2 separate regions of the Homo sapiens genome follow, and region 1 is linked to region 2. The links are chromatin loops, found by intact Hi-C in ENCODE. Cell type or tissue: heart right ventricle. All regions are shown on one strand. Links, peaks and the distances in the headings refer to the core of each region. The heading gives the core; the rest is flanking DNA. Region 1 has its middle 51 kb from the start of HTR4. Region 2 overlaps LOC107986462 (a long non-coding RNA gene).

Region 1 (6,784 bases), core at 911-5,910, 230 kb before region 2:
TGGCTTTGGCACCCATGTCTAAAATCACAGACAAGAGCTTATTTCCTGTGTTCAATTCTATTCTACTGATCTGTATGTTTATCCTTATGCCAGTATCATACTTCCTTGATTATTACTGTTTTCTACTAAGCGTTTAAATAAGGTAGTATACATCCTCTTACTTTGTTATGTTTCAATATTGTTTTAATATCCTGGATTCATCACAATTTTATATGAATTTTGGAATCAGCTTAATTTCTACAAAGAAGTTAGGTGAGATTTTGGTGAGGTTTATTGCCTATTTATTTGTGAGTCAGTTTTGGTAGTTTGTGTCTTTCCAGAAATTTGTCTATTTCATCTAAATTATTTTATTGGCACGCAAGTAATCATAGTATTTCTCTATAACCCTTTTTATTTCTGTAAGGGAGGTAGTAATGTCCCTTCTTTCATTTCTGATTCTAGTACTTCGAGCCTTCTCTCTTCTTTTTCTTGGCCAATAAATGCTAAAGGTTTATCAATTTTGTCAGTCACTTCACAGAACGAGCTTTTGGTTTCATCGATTTTCTCTATTGTTTATATAGTCTCAATTTCATTAATTTCTACTCTAATGTTTATTATTTCCTTACTTCTGCTGGCTATAGGTTTAGTTTGCTCTTCTTTTTCCAGTGCCATAAGATGGAAGGTTGGGTTACTGAATTGAGATTATTCTTTTGCTTTAATGTAAGGATTAACAGCTATTTTTCCCTTTTAAAACTACTTTAGCTACATCTTGTAAGCTTTGGTATATTGTATCTTAATTGTCATTCATCTTAAAGTATTTTATGATTTCCCTTTTGGTTTATTCATTGGTCCATTACTGATTTAGGACCATGCTATTAATTTCTACATTTTTCCCAATTATAGTCAGAGAACATATTCTGTATTATTTATATTCTTTAAATTTATTGAGGTCTATTTTATGTCCTGGCATATAATCTATCATGGAGAATGTTACATGTGCACTCAAGAAGAATATATACTCCTAATTTGTTGGGTGTCCTATAAATAGCTATTAGGTCTAGCTAGTTAATAGTGTATTTCAAGTCTGTTTCTTTGTTGATCTTCAGCCTAGTTGTTATAGTCAATTTTTAAAACGGGATATTAAAGTCTACAACTATTATAGTTGAGTTGTGTATTTCTCTCTTCATTCTTGTCAGCTTTTGCTTCATGTATTTGGGTGCTATTATTAGTTGCATTCATTTATACTTGTAAATATATAGATTTACAATTCTTCCTGATGGGTTGATTCTTTTATTTTTATAAAACATCTCTCATTACTTCCAATTACAAAAAAAACACATTTTTATGTTTTCAAGTTTATTTAGTCTGATATCAATATAGCCACTTTAGCTTTCTGGTGATTTCTGTTTGCATGATATATCTTTTTTTCATCCTTTTACTTTCAATCTATTTATATCATTAAATCTAAAGTGTGTCTTCTGTAGACAGTGTATTATAGGTCTTATTTTTAAAACCCAGTCTGACAACATCTTCCTTTTGATTTGGTTGGATTGTTTAATGCATCCACATTTAATGCTATCATTAATATACTTGGATTATGTCTGCCATTTTAAATTTTGTCCTCTGTATGACTCATGTTGTTTTTGTTCTTCTATATTTTCTTCACAGGTTTATTTTACATTGAGTGAATATTTTCTAATGTACCATTTAAATAGCTTTAATGACTCTACATGCATTTTATTATTTCCTTGGTGGTTGCTTTAGAGCTTATCATATACATCTTATCAGAAACAACTTCAGATTTATAAGTAGTTTAATTCCAGTGAGATATAGAAATGTTACTTCTATATAGTTCTATTTACCTTTCCTTCTCCTTGTGGTATTATTGTTATAGATATTACATCTATAAATGTAACAAGCCCAACAGTATATTTTTATAATTATTAATTTATATAACTTTGTGTGTTTTAAAGAAGCTGAAAAGAGAGAGGTGTATATTTGTAGCAAGTTTGTCCAACCTGCAGCTCGCAAGACACATGTGGCCCAGGATGGCTTTGAATTACGCCCAACAAATTAGTAAACTTTCTTTAAACATTATGAGATTTTTTTTTTGCAATTTTTTAAAGCTCATCAGTTATCATTAGTGTTAATGTATTGTATGTGTGGCCTGAGACAATTCTTCTTATTCCAGTGTGGCCCAGGGAAGCAAAAAGATTGGACACCCCTGATTTATAACTTTTCTTATATTAACCTTCTTATTTATCATTTCTGCTTCTCTTCAACTGTTCTTATGGATTCAAGTTAACATGTGCAGTCATTCCCTTAACTCGATACAACTTTGATTCCATCTACTTCCTTTGTGGTCTTTATAGGTAAATGTATCATATTTCTATAAGTTATAGGCCAAACTTATACATGCTACCCACATTGTTTTATACAATTGCTTTTTTTCACATTTTTAATTTTTTTATTTCAATAAGTTTTTGGGGAACAGGTGGTGTTTAGTTACATGAATAAGTTTGTTAGTGGTGATTTCTGAGATTTTGGTGCACCCATCACCCAAGCAGTGTACACTGTAGCCAATGTGCAGTCTTTTATCCCTTGCTGCACCCCAACCTTTCCCCTGTGTCCCCAAAGCTCAATGTGTCATTCTTATGCCTTTGGATCCTCATAGCTTAGCTCCCACTTATGAGTGAGAACATATAACGTTTGGTTTTCCATTCCTGAGTTACTTCATTTAGAATAATAGTTTCCAATTCCATCCAGGTTGCTGCAACCACCATTGTTTCATTCCTTTTTATGGCTGAGTAGTAGTCCATGGTGTGTGTGTGTGTATGTATATATATATAACATGTTATATATATATATATAACAATTTATATATATATATAACATGTTATATATATATATATAACAATTTATATATATATATAACCAATTTTATTTATCCATTTGTTGACTGATGGGCATTTGGGCTGGTTCCGTATTTTTGGAGTTGCAAATTGTGCTGCTATAAACGTGCATGTGCAAGTATCTTTGTTGTATAATGACTTCTTTTTTTTCTGGGTAGATAACTTAGTGGGATTGCTGGATCAAGTGGTAGATCTATTTTTAGTTTTTTAAGGTATCTCCACACTGTATTCCATAGTGGTTGTACTAGTTTACAGTCCCACCAACAGTGTAAAAGTGTTCCCTTTTCACCACATCCATGCTAACCTCTTTTATTATTATTATCATTATTATTATTGCCATTCTTGCAGGAGTGAGGAGTATTGCATTGTGGTTTTGATTTGCAATTCCCTGATTATTAGAGATGCTGAGAATTTTTCCACATGCTTGTTGGTCATTTGTGTATCTTCTTTTGAGGATTGCCTATTCATGTCCTTAGCCCACTTTTTTATGGGATTGTTTGTTTTTTTTTCTTGCTGATTTGTTTGAGTCCTTTCTGGATATTAGTCATTTGTCAGATGTATAGATTGTGAAGATTTTCTCCCACTCTGTGGATTTTCTGTTAACTTTGCTGTTTCTTTTGCTGTGCAAAAGCTTTTTAGTTTAATTAAGTCCTATCTATTTACCTTTGTTTTTGTTGTATTTGCTTTTGGGGTATTGGTCATGAAGTCTTAGCCTAAGCCAATGTCTAGAAGGGGTTTTTTTTGATGTTATCTTCTACAATCTTTATGGTTTCAGGTCTCAGAGTTAAGTCTTTGATTCATCTTGAGTTGCTTTTTGTGTAAGGTGACAGATGAGGATCCAGTTTTATTCTTCTACATGTGGCTTGCCAATTATCCCAGCACCATGTGTTAAATAGGGTGTCCTTTCCACACTTTATGTTTTTGTTTGCTTTGTTGGAGATCAGTTGGCTTTAAGTATCTGGGTTTATTTCTGGTTTCTACATTCTGTTCCATTGGTCTATGTGCCTATTTTCATGCCAGCACCATGCTATTTTGGTGACAATGGCCTTATAGTATTGTTTGAAGTCGAGTAATGTGATGCCTCCAGATTTATTCTTTTTACTTAGTCTCCCTTTGGCTATGTGGGCCCTTTTTTTTTGGTTCCATATGAATTTTAGGATTGCTTTTTCTAGATCTATGAAGAATGATGGTAGTATTTTGATGAAAATTGCATTGAATTTGCAGATTGCTTTTGACTCTATGGCCATTTTCACAATATTGATTCTACCCATTCAAGAGGAAAATTCATAGCATTAAATGCCTACATCAAAAAGTCTGAAAGGGCACAAATAGACAAACTAAAGTCACACCTCACAGAACTGGAGAAACAAGAACAATCCAAACCAAACCCAGCAGAAGGAAAGAAATAACAAAGATCAGAGCAGAACTAAATTAAATGGAAACAAAAAAAATACAAGAATAATGAAACAAAAAGTTGGTTCTTTGAAAATATAAATAAAATTGATAGGTTAATCAATAAAATAAGAGAGACGATCCAAATAGGCTCAATTAGAAATTAAATGGGAGATATTACAACTGATACCACAGAAATACAGAAGATTATTCAAGGCTACTCTGAACACCTTTATGTGCATAAACTAGAAAACCTAGAGGAGATAGATACATTCCTGACAATATGCAACCTTCCTAGCTTAAACCAGGAAGATCTAGAATCTTCAAACAGACCAATAACAAGCAGCAAGATTGAAATGGTAATAAAAAAAATTGCCAACAAAAAAAAAAACTCCAGGACTAGATGGATTCACTGCTGAATTCTATCAGACATTCAAATAATTGGTACTAATCTTATTGACACTATTCCAAAAGATAAAGAGGGAATCCTCCCTAAATCAGTCAATGAAACCAGTATCACCTTAATACCAAAATCAGGGAAGGACATAACAAAAAAAGAAAACTACAGACCAATGTCCCTGATGAACACAGATGCAAAAATCCTCAACAAAATACTAGTAAACTGAATCCAACAGCATATCAAAAAGATAATACACCATGATCAAGTGTGTTGCATACCAGGAATGTAGGGATGGTTTAACGTATGTAGCTCAGTAAATGTAATACACCACATAAATAGAATTTAAAAACAAAAAATCACATGATCATCTCAACAGATGCAGAAAAAGCATTTGATGAAATCCAGCATCGCTTTATGATTAAAACCCTCAGCAAAATCGGCACAGAAGGGACAAACTTCAAGGTAATAAAAGCTGTCTACAACAAACCCACAGTCAACACTATACTGAATGGGGAAAAGTGGAAAGCATTCCCCCTGAGAACTGGAATAAGACAAAGATGCCCACTATTACCACTGCTATTCAACATACTACTGGAAGTCCTAGTCAGGACAATCAGAAAAGAGAAAGAAATAAAAGGCATCCAAATTGGTAAAGAGAAGTCAGACTGTCACTGTTTGCTGATGATATGATTGTATACCTAGAAAATCCTAAAGGCTCACCCAAAAAGCTACTAGAACTGATAAATGAATTCAGCAAAATTTCAGGATACAAAATTAATGTACACAAATCAGTAGCTCTGCTATACACCAACAGCAACCAAGCTGAGAATCAAATAAAAAACAACCTCTTTCACTATAGCTGCCAAAAAATAAAAATAAAATAAAATACTTAGGAATATACCTAACCAAGGATGTGAAAGGTCTCTACAAGGAAAACTATAAAACTCTGCTGAAAGAAATCATAGACAACACAGTCAATTGCTTTTAAATCAGTTAAGAGAAGAAGAAGAAATATGAATTTATACTATCTCTTATATAATTACCTTTACTGATGATCTCTTTTTGTGTGGATTTGAATTACTGTCCAGGGTTGCTTGCTTTCAGCCTGAGAACTTCTTTTATTATTGCATGTAAAATGGCTGCAAGCAGCAATTTTTCTCTGTTTTTGATTATTTGGAAAATTCTTCATTGTACTTAGAATTTTGAAATATAGCTTTTATGAAATAGGATTCTTGGTTGGTCAGCAGCCTTTTTTTGAGCACTTTGAATATGTTATTCTACTGTCTTCTAGTCTCCTTTGTTTCTGGTGAGAAGTGATCTGCAAATTGTATTTGGGTTCCTTTTAAGTGATGAGTCATTCTTTTCTTAATGCTCTCAAGATTTTCTCCTTGTCTATGACTTTCACTATTTTGACAGTGCTGTATCTGTAGATCTCACATTTATCCTACTCATTCTACATGTAGGTTTGTGTACTTAATAATGCCTAAATTTCTCTGAGGCTCTGTTCTTTCTTTATTCTTTTTGCTTTCTGTTCTTTGGATTGTATCATCTCTATAGGTTTATCTTCATGTAGGCTAAGTCTTTATTCTGCCAGTTCAAATCTACTGTTGAGCTCCTCTAGTGAATCTTTTATTTCCATTGTTGTACCTTCAGCTTCAGAATTTCCATTGGTTTCTTTTTTAAAAATTTCTATGACCTTATCAATACTGATATTTTTCTATTTGATGAGCAGTTGTCATTATATCCTTCTTTATTTCTATAATTATAATTTTCTTTAGGTTTTTTTGGACATATTTCTAATGGCTACTTTGAATACTTTGTTAAATCTGATATCTGGTTGCTATCACAGGCAGTTTCTTCTGCCCTCTTTCTTCCTCCAGTATATGTTTTATTTTCATGTTTCTTTGTATGTTTTTGCAGTTGGGTTGGAAACTAAATATTTTAGATAATATATTGTAGAAACTATGGATTCTAATCTTCCTCCCTTGTGGCTTTTTATTACTATTTGCTTAGTGACTAGCTGGATTATTTTAGTGAAGTCTATTTCTCTTCCCCACAGTGCTTAGCTTCTGATGTTGCAGATCTGTGAAGCTCCTCATGC
Region 2 (6,784 bases), core at 660-5,659:
CTTGAGGACTGTGGCCAATTCTTATTGCTCATTTTTTTTTCTTAGTGCCCAACACAGGTTTTTGTACACTGAAGTTATCAAATAAATTCATTGGATGTATTTGTTTGGAAGAATGTGAAGCTTTTCATTGTTACGGCATCTCCACTGTACCAGCCCACTTTGCCCCTTCAGTCCCAAATCTCAGTGCTGCTCTGCCATTAGTACTCCACCCACTTCAAAAGCTGCAGCCTTCTGATAAGAGAAAACTCTTTCTGTGACAGTTTTGAATAAAATCAAGATGTTTATCACACCTCTTTCAAGTGGCAGAAAGATTAGAGTTTTAAAATACCGTTATATCACCGAGTTATGGCAAGTTTATTTTCTCTTTTGGTCCTGTCTATTGAAAAAGGGCTTAAGCTTAAAGTTTTGTATTTATAGAAAGTTGTGATGAAGCGGACTGAAGTTTTGTGAGTTACTTGACATTGTGTAATCTTAGAGGACATTGGCCTCCATTTCACCAATAATGGCATCTATTGAGACAACATAGAGCAAATGAAGCATGAACTGAGCCAGAGATGTAGAATGGACCCAGTGAGAGTTATTCAGGCTAGAGTGTAACAAAGCATCTTTGAAAGATGTCATAAAATGTCAGATTTTTCAGCAGCATCCTTTCTAATTTGCTGTGTGGCTGGGAATGTCTCTGCACCTTTCTGCCTAAAGTTTTGCCATTTGTAAATTGAGAAACTGTCTTTGGTTAGGAACTTGGGCTTTGACATTACATGGACATAAGTTGAGATCTAGAGTCTACCAGTTACTGAATGTGTGACACAAGCAAGTTCCTCAACTCTTGGAGCTTCAGTTTCTTCTTTGCAAGGGGATAATGATAGCACATTCCCCACCCAGTGTGATGAGGCGTCAGTGGGTTAAAGCATATAAATAGTGGCACACAGTCTCTGGCATACAGTAAGCTCTCACTGAAGTGTAGCTGTTACTATTATTACTCTGAATTTCATGACATTTGAAATTCAGAAGCAGTATGTGGAGTCATATGGAAAGGGTTGTTGAGAAACCAGGAGCGGGGAAGTGGTGGAAGTGGCAGGCAGTGATTGTTTCTGTGCCAGTTGTCTAATCTGAGAAGGCAAAGGCTAAGAGGACTATTCAGGAGAAGATGGAGATGGTAAAGGATTTGGCTGTGGAGTCACAGAAGAAACATAATCTGCACGCATGGAAAATGGTATCTACTTGTCATTCAGTGTCTTCTTATGACACTCCTAATATGCCTCTTAATCCTCTCCAATTAATGTGTCTCCCAAGCAAGAGTCTCACTTCACCTTCTAAGACAGTAAAAGGATGCAACTTTATTGAGCATATAAGATAGTCAGGACTACCTAAACACTTCACATATTTGGTAACATTTAATTCTCGTAAAAAAATTTTGACTGGATTGAATCCCTGCTTCCCAATTTGCAAATTTGCTTCTTCAGACACCTTAATTAATTTCTCTGAGCTTCAGTTTCTGTATTGCTAAAAATAGAGGTATTAACACTACCTAACTCATGAGGTTGTATAATTTAAATAAAATTATGATAGCAATTAACACACTGCCAGGGAGATAATTGGTAGTTTCTATTATTGTTTTTATTATTATTGTATATAATGCCCATTTTATGGGTAAGTAAAATGAGGCCTAAGGAGACTACTTTTTTTTTTGGAGAAGGAGTCTCACTCTGTCATCCAGGCTGGAGTGCAGTGGCGCCATCTCGGCTCACTGCAACCTCTGCCTCCCGGGTTCCAGCAATTCTCCGCCTCAGCCTCCCGAGTAGCTGGGATTACAGGCACACGCCTCCACACCCGGCTAATTTTTTGTATTTTGATAGAGATGGGGTTTCACCGTGTTGCCCAGGCTGGTCTTGAACTCCTGACCTTAGGTAATCCACCCGCCGAGACTACGTTTCTAACCGAAGGTCATGCAAGTTATAAACAGCAGAGCCAGGCTACAAACCTAGATCTGTCTATGTTGAGAATCCATGCTCTAATTTTCTGGCTGCCTAGAAGGTGAGAGACAGAAGTAATGCCACCAAACTTTAAAGAGACACTCCCTCTGAAATTAGAAGATATTTTACAATACGTGAGGGTAGTCTAGTAGCCTGGATGAATAGTCATTTAAATTGGTCTGGAGTCCTGAATGAAAGGGCAGACATTATCTGTACTTTTAAAAACTTGGTCGAGATCAGATAATTTAATTTCGATTTAGTCTTTCTCCGTATTGAATGTCATTAGGGGGGTTACGTCATTTCATTCCCTGAATTAGCATGGCAATCATCAGTATATGGCCTTCCTGTCAATAGGGTACAAATAGGGACCCATATGCCACTGCTTAATGATGAAATTCTTGGCCAGGATAAAGATCAGCCCCCCCACACCACCCCCACATTCTTTCTCCAAAGCCTTATAGCGATCGCTTTTTATCATTCTCAGTAACTTGCCGCTGGGAAGGTCGTGAGTCATCAGCTACTAAGGCTTTGTGAAAGAGAACCCAAGCCAGGGTTCTGTAACTTCAAGTGAAAAGGCCTTGGCTCGCTGAGCAGAGGCACCATTTCTGGTGGGACCTCTTGTCCCAGCCAGCTAGAGAGTGGGCAGTTGGTCAAGGGATATGAGTCAGTGGAAGGAACTAGGAAAGGGTACTCTTATCAGGGTCACTCTTATTATTGCATCTCCTCTCCTCAGCACAGAACCATCTGGAAACACTGAACTTGTAAGACTAAAAGGCCAAAATCATTCTTGAATTCTGTCTCATCTAATAGTAGCCGTCTCGGTGGAGAGCATTCTCTATTTATTCTCTAATTTCCTGGCATTTCTTTGCTATTCAGACCTTCCTATTACAGCTGATGATTTTACTGAATAATGGGAAAAAAAAGACATGGATTGTGATTCCACCTTGCATTTTGCCGCTCACTAGCTGGGTAAATTCTGGTAAGCCACTTACCTTCTGGGTCTCAGCTTTCTCATGAAACAGATGCCCTAGACTACCTCACCAAATTTTATTCATTCACTTGACAAGTGTTTTTGCGCTGTTAGAGGAGAGATACATAAATCAATTTTGTTCAATGGCCACTGAACAAACACCGATAGTGATTATGTTAATAGGTGAGAAATATCTAGTCACAAAAAACAGAAAGCCAGGCAAAAAGTAGTAAGACCAGTGAGATTCACTAAGATACTATATTCTAAAATATGTAGGACTGGGCAACAAATTCAAGATATTACTGTTATTATTACTGATTGTCTAATATTCCAGGTAGGAAGTCATTTTTTATTTTCCAATCTTCCAAGTCTCTTACATTTATTCTTCAAATTCTCTTACTTTGATACAACTTATCTAGTCTTTCACTACTCACCACTTCATATGAGGACAACTACGGCTATCTTCTACCTCTTTTTTTTTTTTTTTTTTGAGATGGAGTCTCGCTCTGTTGCCCAGGCTGGAATGCAGTGGCGCGATCTCGGCTCACTGCATGCAACCTCTGCCTTCTGCGTTCACGCCATCCCCTGCCTCAGCCTCCCGAGTAGCTGGGACTACAGGCGCCCACAACCACACCCAGCTAATTTTTTGTATTTTTAGTAGAGACGGGGTTTCACCATGTTAGTCAGGATGGTCTCAATCTCCTGGCCTTGTGATCCACCCGCCTCGGCCTCCCAAAGTGCTAGGATAACAGGCACAAGCCACCGCGCCCAGCCTCTTCTACCTTTTTTCCCTCTACATCTGGACATTCCATCAGGCTGATGTTTTTAAAATCACACATACACACACAACAATAAATACAAAAAGAAAAAATAAAGTTATGCCCTCCTAAAATTTTCTATATTCAGCAACTCTACTCAAAAACTTTATGTAGTAGTGCCCAGTTTCTCATCAATATGTCATCCACTCCTACAACACAGTGCCCAATTCAGAGTACAATAAGTAAAACTGGGCCAACTCCCACTTCCTATTTCAGCTCTCAGGCTGTGTGCAACTTCTCCCTGCTAACCATGCTTTTCTTCCATCGCCTGCCAGTTAAAACCAAGGCCAAGTTCATTGACTACCTTGTCTATGAAACCTAATGGAGCCTACCCTGACCTGTTTAATACATTTTTCCACAGGACATAGTTCCCTGGGGCAACAACCATAATCTCCCTGGGTGTTCTCAGGCCTACATACCAAAGAGAAGCATCCAAATTAGCTATCTCCACATAAAACTAAACAACAATACCAACACCAACATCACCAGCACCACCAGCAAAAAACAGGACAAGGTAAAAGTCATTCTCTAATTGGCAAAGACACGTGGGTCCATATAGATAGAGTATCTCAGGAGATAACAGAAATGAAACAACCTAATTAACCATCTCAGGAATGTAAGGAAAAAATGCTATCAATTTCACCATTTTGCTTGTTTTCATTTAAACAAACTTTAAGGAGACACCCACTGTGTGCCAGGCATTGTGCTAAGTGCTAGTAATGCAAAATAATAGACTCAGGGCTTGTTATGCCAGTCTCTATGGGCCTGATCTTGGGGCTGAAGATAAAATGGAAGAGACTCTGTATTGCCACCTTCTGTGGTTGCATATACCCTGTTGGGTGCTCTGAATGCTGGTCACTGTGGCCAGCCTGGACTGTGATTAATCTTCCAGACCGGTTTGCAGACCCAGACACCTATGCCAGTGGGAAACTGGTGAGTGGAACCCTATGTGAGTATCCTGAGAGTATAAGAAAGCATCACACGGACAGGGACACCTGGAAAACCTAGTACTGATCACCACACACCAGCAACTTTTTGTGTTTCCCTTTTTCTCATCAAAGGTAAACTACACTGAAACAATTCTACTGTAGTGCTAACATTTAGGGCATAAAAAATCCTTTTGAGAGTCTGATGAAATCCATGATCTTTTCCCTAAAAATCTGGACATATGCACACAATTTTTGCCACATTTCTAAGAAGTTCATTTATTCCCTGAAATAAAAATCCAACGTTAAATAACAATTAAAATCCCTGCTTTAATGTGAATCTGTATTGGTGGATACAACAATAGTGATTTATAATAAAGTCACTAGGTTCTCCCTATTTTCCTGCCTGTGGTTAGTGATGTATTTATTTAGAAGTCATAAGTACAGTCTTCTAGTGCCATTTTTGTGAGCACAATGACTCATTGTAAAAATAATATTTCTACGTATAACATCTTTCTTTCCTCCACATAGTTCTATGGAAATTATCTCATAAATTGTTCCAGGTTCCCTAGAAACTGGATTAAGGAATATATTATTGCCTTCCTTTACAAGGAAGGCATGATTCAAATGCAAAATACAGAAGAGTCTGGGAAAATGGCTGAGATATTGGGGAATGATTGAATTCAATCAGAAATCAGAATTATTTCACTCAACAGGGAGTTATGTATTATATGCCTGCTATGTGTCAGGCATTGTACTAGGCATGGGGTCGGCTAGCTCTCAGCCTGCTATCTAGCCCCCAAGTCTGTTCCAAGAGGAGAAACTATATTCAATTTGAAAATTGACTGGAGAAAGTACAGTATCCCTAACTCAGTAATAATATCCTACATTTTAACAGCATACACGGAGACAGTGTAGTGTGGGTTGACACAATTTTTGAAAGTAAGCAAAACTGGATTCAGATCCTGATTTCAGCACTTATTGAATGGCCTTAGTTAAATTCCTGAAGCTTTTGATCTTTAGTTTTCTTATCTGTAAAATAGAAATTACTTTTAGAGGCTGGGCCCACAGTGGCTCATGCCTGTAATCCCAGCACTTTGGGATGCTGAAAGGAGCAGATCATTTGAGGTCAGGAGTTCAAGACCAGCCTGGTCAACATGGTGAAACCCCGTCTCTACTAAAAATACAAAAATTAGCTGGTCATGGTGGTGGGTGCCTGTAATCCCAGCTACTTGGGAGGCTGAGGCAGGAAAATCGCTTGAATCTGGGAGGTGGATGTTGCAGTGAGCTGAGATTTTGCCACTGCACTCTAGCCTGGGCAGCAGAACGAGACTCCATCTCAAAAAAAAGAAATTACTTCTAGAGCAAGAGTTAGCAAACTACAGCTCTGTGGGCCAAGTTCAGCCATATGTGTGTTTTTTTGTGTGATCCTTGAGCTAAAAATGTTTTCTGCATTTGTAAAGGGGTATAAAAACAAATAACAACAATCAAACAGGAAAACAAGGAAAGCAAAAAAGAATATGCAACAAAGACTCTATGTGGCTTCAAGGCCTAAAATACTTACATCTAGCCCTTCACAGAAAAAGTTTGCTAACTCTAAAAAAGTTGGCAACTCCTATTCTATAGTCAGAATGCCTGCATTTGAATCCTTATGGCCTCTTACCGTCAGTATGATCTTGAGCAAATTGCCAAACTTCTGTATCTAATTTTCCTCATATGTCAAGTAGAGATGATAATAGCACTTATTTTACATGATGGGAAGCTGCATATGTTAATATGCTTAAAATGCTGAAAAAGGAGGCTTATATATAGTAAATATTTAAGAAATGTTAGCTATCTTTATTAATAGCACCGTTACCACTGTCATCAGTTATTCAAAAATACTTGTGAATATTAAATAAGATAGTGACCATCAAACAAATAGGACAGTGCCCTTCTCACAATAGGTTCTCAATAACTGTCAGCTATCATTGCTGTTGTCATCACCATCACCATCACCATTATCATCATTATAATTTTCAAAGCTCTTTCACGTACATCATCTCACTAGAAGCTCCCAACCACCCTGTTGTTGCTGTTGTGATCTCCCTCTGATAC

The links. Hi-C counts contacts between places; a loop is a spot of excess contacts. Peaks named below come from ENCODE experiments on the same cell type or tissue, not always from the same donor. Only the 100,000 strongest peaks of a DNase experiment are listed, where the experiment ranks them.
Region 1: it touches region 2 in a loop (2.1-fold over the local background); 1 of 110 quality-filtered maps calls a loop at or near these places.

Annotation. Positions count from the first base shown.
Region 1 is chr5:148,701,657-148,708,440 of GRCh38, reverse strand. No RefSeq gene overlaps it. Among named protein-coding and RNA genes, the nearest start is that of HTR4, 51 kb to the right of the region's middle. In heart right ventricle, for the core only: no CTCF peak of the experiment used is centred there; no DNase peak of the experiment used is centred there.
Region 2 is chr5:148,469,951-148,476,734 of GRCh38, reverse strand. The region is part of intron 2 of LOC107986462 (a long non-coding RNA gene); the gene reads right to left. It also overlaps a transcript of HTR4 not described here. Among named protein-coding and RNA genes, the nearest start is that of FBXO38, 89 kb to the right of the region's middle. In heart right ventricle, for the core only: no CTCF peak of the experiment used is centred there; a DNase peak (open chromatin) is centred at 2,534; H3K27ac peaks cover 3,534 bases.